Linked DNA regions of Homo sapiens: region 2 is linked to region 1. A link is a contact called in ENCODE Hi-C or POLR2A ChIA-PET data. All regions are on one chromosome and are shown on one strand. The core of a region is the stretch at or near the end of the contact, and the rest is flanking DNA. Distances in the headings are between cores, read along the strand shown. Region 1 holds the start of LINC01775 (long intergenic non-protein coding RNA 1775). Region 2 overlaps SGTA (small glutamine rich tetratricopeptide repeat co-chaperone alpha).

What was found. A loop is a pair of places that touch in the nucleus more often than their neighbours do. ChIA-PET counts read pairs that join two places held with the same protein, here RNA polymerase II (POLR2A). Pooled maps may share reads with other maps.
Region 2: a loop to region 1 is called in a pooled map, with 2.0 times the contacts of the local background. The contact joins the enhancer-like site here to the promoter of LINC01775 in region 1. A Hi-C loop is called at or near these places in 3 of 168 maps with a recorded cell type or tissue (GM12878, heart right ventricle and thyroid gland) and 4 of 50 pooled maps. POLR2A ChIA-PET finds 5 or more read pairs at or near these places in 4 of 52 experiments (AG04450, T-cell, WTC11 and 1 more).

The regions. Positions count from the first base shown.
Region 1 is chr19:2,460,912-2,463,611 of GRCh38, reverse strand. It overlaps LINC01775 (long intergenic non-protein coding RNA 1775), which reads left to right and starts at 1,427. Exons shown (of 2, transcript NR_134931.1): 1 at 1,427-1,631. RefSeq lists a silencer at 1,171-1,240.
Region 2 is chr19:2,768,872-2,771,604 of GRCh38, reverse strand. SGTA (small glutamine rich tetratricopeptide repeat co-chaperone alpha) reads left to right here. Exons shown (of 12, transcript NM_003021.4): 2 at 2,514-2,636. The coding sequence starts at 2,537. Among named protein-coding and RNA genes, the nearest start is that of SGTA, 13 kb to the left of the region's middle. RefSeq lists an enhancer at 2,340-2,733. Within about 2 kb of position 1,389, at least 12 of the 41 ENCODE cell types and tissues checked have a DNase peak (open chromatin) inside an H3K27ac peak, as active enhancers do; they include heart right ventricle, where a contact is called at or near this core.

The DNA of each region.
Region 1 (2,700 bases), core at 178-2,677:
GAAGCCACGCAAATATGTGTTGATTTCACTGTTCCATTCACTCATTTAACAGGCAGCTGCCAGCCACGGCCCCAGAGCTCTGCTTGCCTCCCGGATTTCTGTTGGGGTCACAAGGTTCCAACTCCAGGGTCCTGAATTCTGATCTTAGATACCAGGTTTGGCCTTCAAGTTCTGGAATCTATGTTCCAGAATTCGGCTTCCCAAGACCCACAGCCCAGAATCCAGGCTCCAGAATTCAGGCTCCCCGAGATCCAGGCTTCAGAATCCGAGCTCCCTCAGACCCAAGCTCCGAATCCGGGCTCCCTGAGATCCAGGTTCCGGAATCCGGGCTCCTGGAGATCCAGGCTCCGGAATCCGAGCTCCCTCAGATCCAGGTTCCGGAATCCGGGCTCCCCGAGATCCAGGCTCCGGAATCCGAGCTCCCTCAGAACCAGGCTCTGGAATCCGGGCTCCTCCAGATCCAGGTTCCGGAATCCGGGCTCCAGGCTCGCATTCCGGGCTGGGAGCCAGCCACAGCCGTTAGGCTGAGATTTTTAAAATCTGGCGCCAAAATCCACTCCCCGGGTGGGAGTGGCGGTGCCGGGTGGAGGTCAGTGGAATGGACGGGTCGGGACTGGGGCCCTCACGGGCTGCATAGTCCCAGGGTCCGGGATTTCTCTCCCGCGGCCCCGTACCCTCTCCCCAAAAGCAGACAGCAGTTGGTCACTAACTTTCTTTTCTTTTCTTTTCTTTTTTTTTTTTTCAGACGAAGGTTCGCTTTTGTAGCCCGGGCTGGAGTGCAATGGCGCGATCTTGGCTCACTGCAACCTCCGCCTCCTGGGTTCAAGCGATTCTCCTGCCTCAGCCTTCCGAGTAGCTGGGGTCACAGGCGCCTGCCACCACGCCCGGCTAATTTTTTTTTTTTTTTTTTTAAGTGGAGACGGGGTTTCGCCATGGTGGTCATTCTGGTCTCGCACTCCTGACCTCAGGTGATCCGCCCGCCTCGGACTCCCAAAGTTGGGATTACAGGCGTGAGCCACCGCGCCCAGCCAATTGGTCACTAATTTCTAGCTCCCGGGGGAAAGAGGGTCCCGCGTTCGAATCCCGCCTCCGCTACGCCCCTGGTGCGGATTCCCCGACCGGTCCCTAACCTTCCTGTGCCTCAGTTTTCCATAATGGAAATGGGCCCGGAGCCCCCTGGCGCGTGTGGTGCCTTGGGAGGCCCCTCGGAATGGACGGGGCAGCTTTGCGGGATGCCCCAGACCTCGGGCTCTGGGCGCAGCTGCCAGCAGCAGCCTGGGCGTGGGTGCCCCCGGGGGGACCACGGTCTCAGCTGTCACCGCCCCTCCCGTTCGGCGCCAAAATTTGAAAATTGCCCAGCGCCTCCCAAACTGCGCGCTGGGAGGGGGAAAGCCCCGGGCCCCACCCACGGGAAGCGCGGGGCTTTCTGGGACTTGGAGTCCAGTCCCTGGGGGTCCCGCGGGGATGGCTCTGGGCACCCGAAGCCCCTCCCCAGCGCCGAGACAGGAGGGCTGGGGTAGATTCGAGACCCCGGTTTGCAGAGCGCAAGACTGAGGCCCAGGGCCGCGCAGTCAGGCAGGAAACGGCGCTCCTGGCGGATGGAACAGCACGGGCAAAGGCTGGGTATGGGGGTATGTGGGGATGGAAGTGCCCAGAGGGGCAGCGCGATGGGGTTGGGGGCGGGACCCCGCAGGGCCTCCAGTAAGGGGCTAGTTGGGGGATCTGGTCAGCCAGTGGCCAAGGCCGGTGGTCAGTGAGAAGTTGATGCGGAGCGGGGGGGCGGTTTCAGATCAGTCTGAGGGTGGAGAATAGGAAAAGTGACCCGGCCGGGCGTGGTGGCTCATACCAGTAATCCCAGCACTTTGGGAGGCCGAGGCTGGCAGATCACCTGAGATCAGGAGTTCGAGACCAGCCTGGTCCAACATGGTGAAACCCCGTCTCTACTAAAAACACAAAAATTAGCCGGGCGTTGTGGCACATGCCTGTAGTCCCAGCTACTCAGGAGGCTCAGGCAGGAGAATCACAAGAACCCAGGAGGCGGAGGTTGCAGAGAGCTGAGATCGTGCACTTCAGCCTGGGCTACAGAGCAAGACTCTGTCTCAAAAAAAAAAAAAAGTGACCCCATTTCCCACCCAAACCTCAATCATCCTTCTCCCCTCTGGCCCCGCCTCCTGTAGTATTATTTATTTCCCATTGTGCTTTACCATCTGTCTTTATATTTTATATTCCTCCCTTTATGAGGAAGGAAAACAGTATCAGTCCTCTAAATACGCAGTCACTGCTTAGCTCCCTCTTGCCTGGCTGGTTTATTTGTTGTTTGTTTTGAGAAAGAGTCTTGCAGCTGGGCACGGTGTCTCACGCCTGTAATCCCAGCACTTTGCAGGGCCGAGGTGGGCGGATCATTTGAGGTCAGGAGTTCAAGACCAGCCTGGCCAACATGGTGAAACCCCGTCTCTAGCAAAAATTAGCTGGGCCGTAGTGGCGCACGCCTGTAATCCCAGCTACTCGGGAGGCTGAGGCAGGAGAATCACTTGACCCTGGGAGGTGGAGGTTGTAGTAAGCCGAGATCAAGCCACTGCACTGCAATCTGGGTGACAGGGTGAGACCCTGTCCCCCCTGCCAAAAAAAAAAAAAAAGAGAGAGAGAGTCTTGCGCTGTCATCCAGGCTGGAGTGAAATGGTGCAATCATAGCTCACTGCA
Region 2 (2,733 bases), core at 140-2,639, 310 kb before region 1:
CCTGGTCTCGTACCCCTCCCCCCCCCCCCGATGGGGAGGTGCTGTCGCCATCCATGGGGGACAGAAGAGGAAACTGAGGCTCAGCAGAGTTAAGTCGCTTCCCCTAGGTCACACTGCCAAAAACAGCCAACCGAGGTCTATGCCACGAGACTCACCACGAGGAATCATGATTTTTTTTTTTTGACATGGAGTCTCACTCTGTTGCCAGGCTGGAGTGCAGTGGTGTGATCTCAGCTCACTGCAACCTCCAACTCCCTGGTTCAAGTGATTCTCCTGCCTCAGCCTCCCGAGTAGCTGGGATTACAGGCACGTGCCACCATGCCAGCTAATTTTTGTATTTTTAGTAGAGATGGGGTTTCACCGTGTTTGGCCAGGATGGTCTCTGTCTCCTGACCTCGTGATCTGCCTGCCTCGGCCTCCCAAAGTGCTGGGATTACAGGCGTGAGCCACCACGCCTGGCAGAATCGTGATATTAACAACAGATATCGCAGGGCGCCAAGCGCTGGGCTGACAGCTTCCGGGTTATTTTTTCCCCGACCCCTGACAGCAGCCACAATGGAGCTCCCCATTTTACAGACATGGAGGCGGAGGCTCAGGCCGAACAACCCGTCCGAGCTCACAGGCTTTGCAGGCCACGATCCGGGAACCGCCTGGCCTCTCCCTCACAACCCGGCTGGCTTAAAACAACCAAGATTGATTTCCCTCGCAGTTCTGGAGGCCAGAAGTCTGAGATGAAGGTGCAGGCTGGGCCACGTTCCCTCTGAAGGCCCCAAGGGAGGCTCCGTCCTGCCTCTTCCAGCTGCTGGGGGCCAGCGAGCCTCACCTCTCTTCGTGTGGCCACATGGCCTCAGCCTCTGCCTCCGTCTTCACGCGGCCGTCTCCGTGCGGCCATGTTCAATCCCTGCATTAGGGCCACCACAGCGACCTCATCTCCACTTGTTTCCATCTGCAAAGACACAGACAAGGTCCCGTGCTCAGGTCCCAGGTGGACGTGACTAGCCCAGAACTTGGCTGCTCCAGCGGCGGGGGCGGGGGCGGCTGCTTCTCCACGCAGCTTGTTACATCTGAATGTTTAGAGTCACCATCGCCAGCCTTCGGGGGAAATGGAGGCACAGTGAGGCCAAGCCTTCCTGAGCTGGCGCCTCAAGGCAGCCGGCCAGCCTGCCCCGGGGGAAGCTCACGTCGGGGCTTCCTGCTCAGAGCCGTGAAGGTCACTGTGGCCGAGGCCCCTCCAAGTTGGCCCAGGCACCCAGGAAACCTGTGTGAAAGGTCTTGTACTAAAAAAAGACCTGTCCATAGACTACAGCTCCAGATTCCAGAACAGCCTCTCCTGATGTCACCATCTGGCACCCTTTAGAGCTTTGGCAGGAAACTGCAGGGACCACAGACATGAGCAGAAGCAGCTGTCAAGTCCTGGGAATGAGGAACAAGACAGGGTATCCGAGGGGGGACCAGGCGGATGTCCGAGGGGGAACCAGGAGGGTTTCTGAGAGGGAACCAGGAGGGTGTCCGAGGGGGCATCCAGGAGGGTATCCGGGGGGGAACCAGGCGGGTGTCCGAGGGGGGCACAGGCGGGTGTCCGAGGGGGGCACAGGCGGGTGTCCGAGGGGGGAACCAGGCGGGTGTCCGAGGGGGGAACTAGGCGGGTGTCCGAGGGGGGAACCAGGCGGGTGTCCGGTGGGGGAACCAGGCTGGTGTCCGCTGGGGGAACCAGGAGGGTGTCCGGTGGGGGAACCAGGCTGGTGTCCGCTGGGGGAACCAGGAGGGTGTCCGCTGGGGGAACCAGGAGGGTGTCAGGTGGGGGAACCAGGCGGGTGTCCGAGGGGGGCACAGGAGGGTGTCCGAGGGGGAACTAGAGGGGGGTCTGAGGTGGAATGAGGTAGGTAGGCCTCCCAGGGGGAACAAGACGGGTCCCCAAGAAGTCCCTGGGGGGAGTCCTCTGCAAGTCCTGTGAAACAGTGATACCAGGGCAGGCACACCTGGCCCCGTTGGGTACCTAAGAAATGCTTGCTGACATGCCACAAAAGAGGTAAATTGAGGAAAGGGGCAGTGGCTCTGGCTGAGGACAAGGTCTCTCCCTCTCAGCACTGTGGACATTGGGGCTGGATCGTTCTCTGGAGTGGAGCTGTCCTGGGCACTGCAGGGTGCTGGGCAGCATCCCTGGCCCCCACCCACCTCATGCCAGAAGCAGGGGCGGAGGGGACCTCCGTGGCGCCTCAGTACCACCCTGGGAGTGCTCAGGAGGCCCTGGGAGCACGCGGGTTCTCTAGGGCAGGCCCTGCTTGCCTGCTGGCCTCACACTTTCTGGCTGTGTGCATAGCCGGATTGGTGAGCTCTGGGCCTCAGGTCATCATCTGTGAAATGGGCGTATTAAGGCCTTTCTACCTGGGCTGTCCTGGAGCTGAGATCAGCCAGCACCCTTAAAGTGAGGCCCAGCTAGTTAGGGGCAGGCCTGGGGTGCCTGGAGTGGGGAGTGTGAGGGGGCCTGATGGGGGTTTTTCCTGCACCCCCAGGTATCACCTCTTCTGGGCTCAAGATGGACAACAAGAAGCGCCTGGCCTACGCCATCATCCAGTTCCTGCATGACCAGCTCCGGCACGGGGGCCTCTCGTCCGATGCTCAGGAGAGCTTGGAAGGTAGGTGGGTGCCTGCCACTTCCCCCTCTCCCCGGGCAGCGGCCAGCACAGTCGCCTCGTGTAGACACCTGGTGTGTAGATGCCTGGTCCCCCGCCT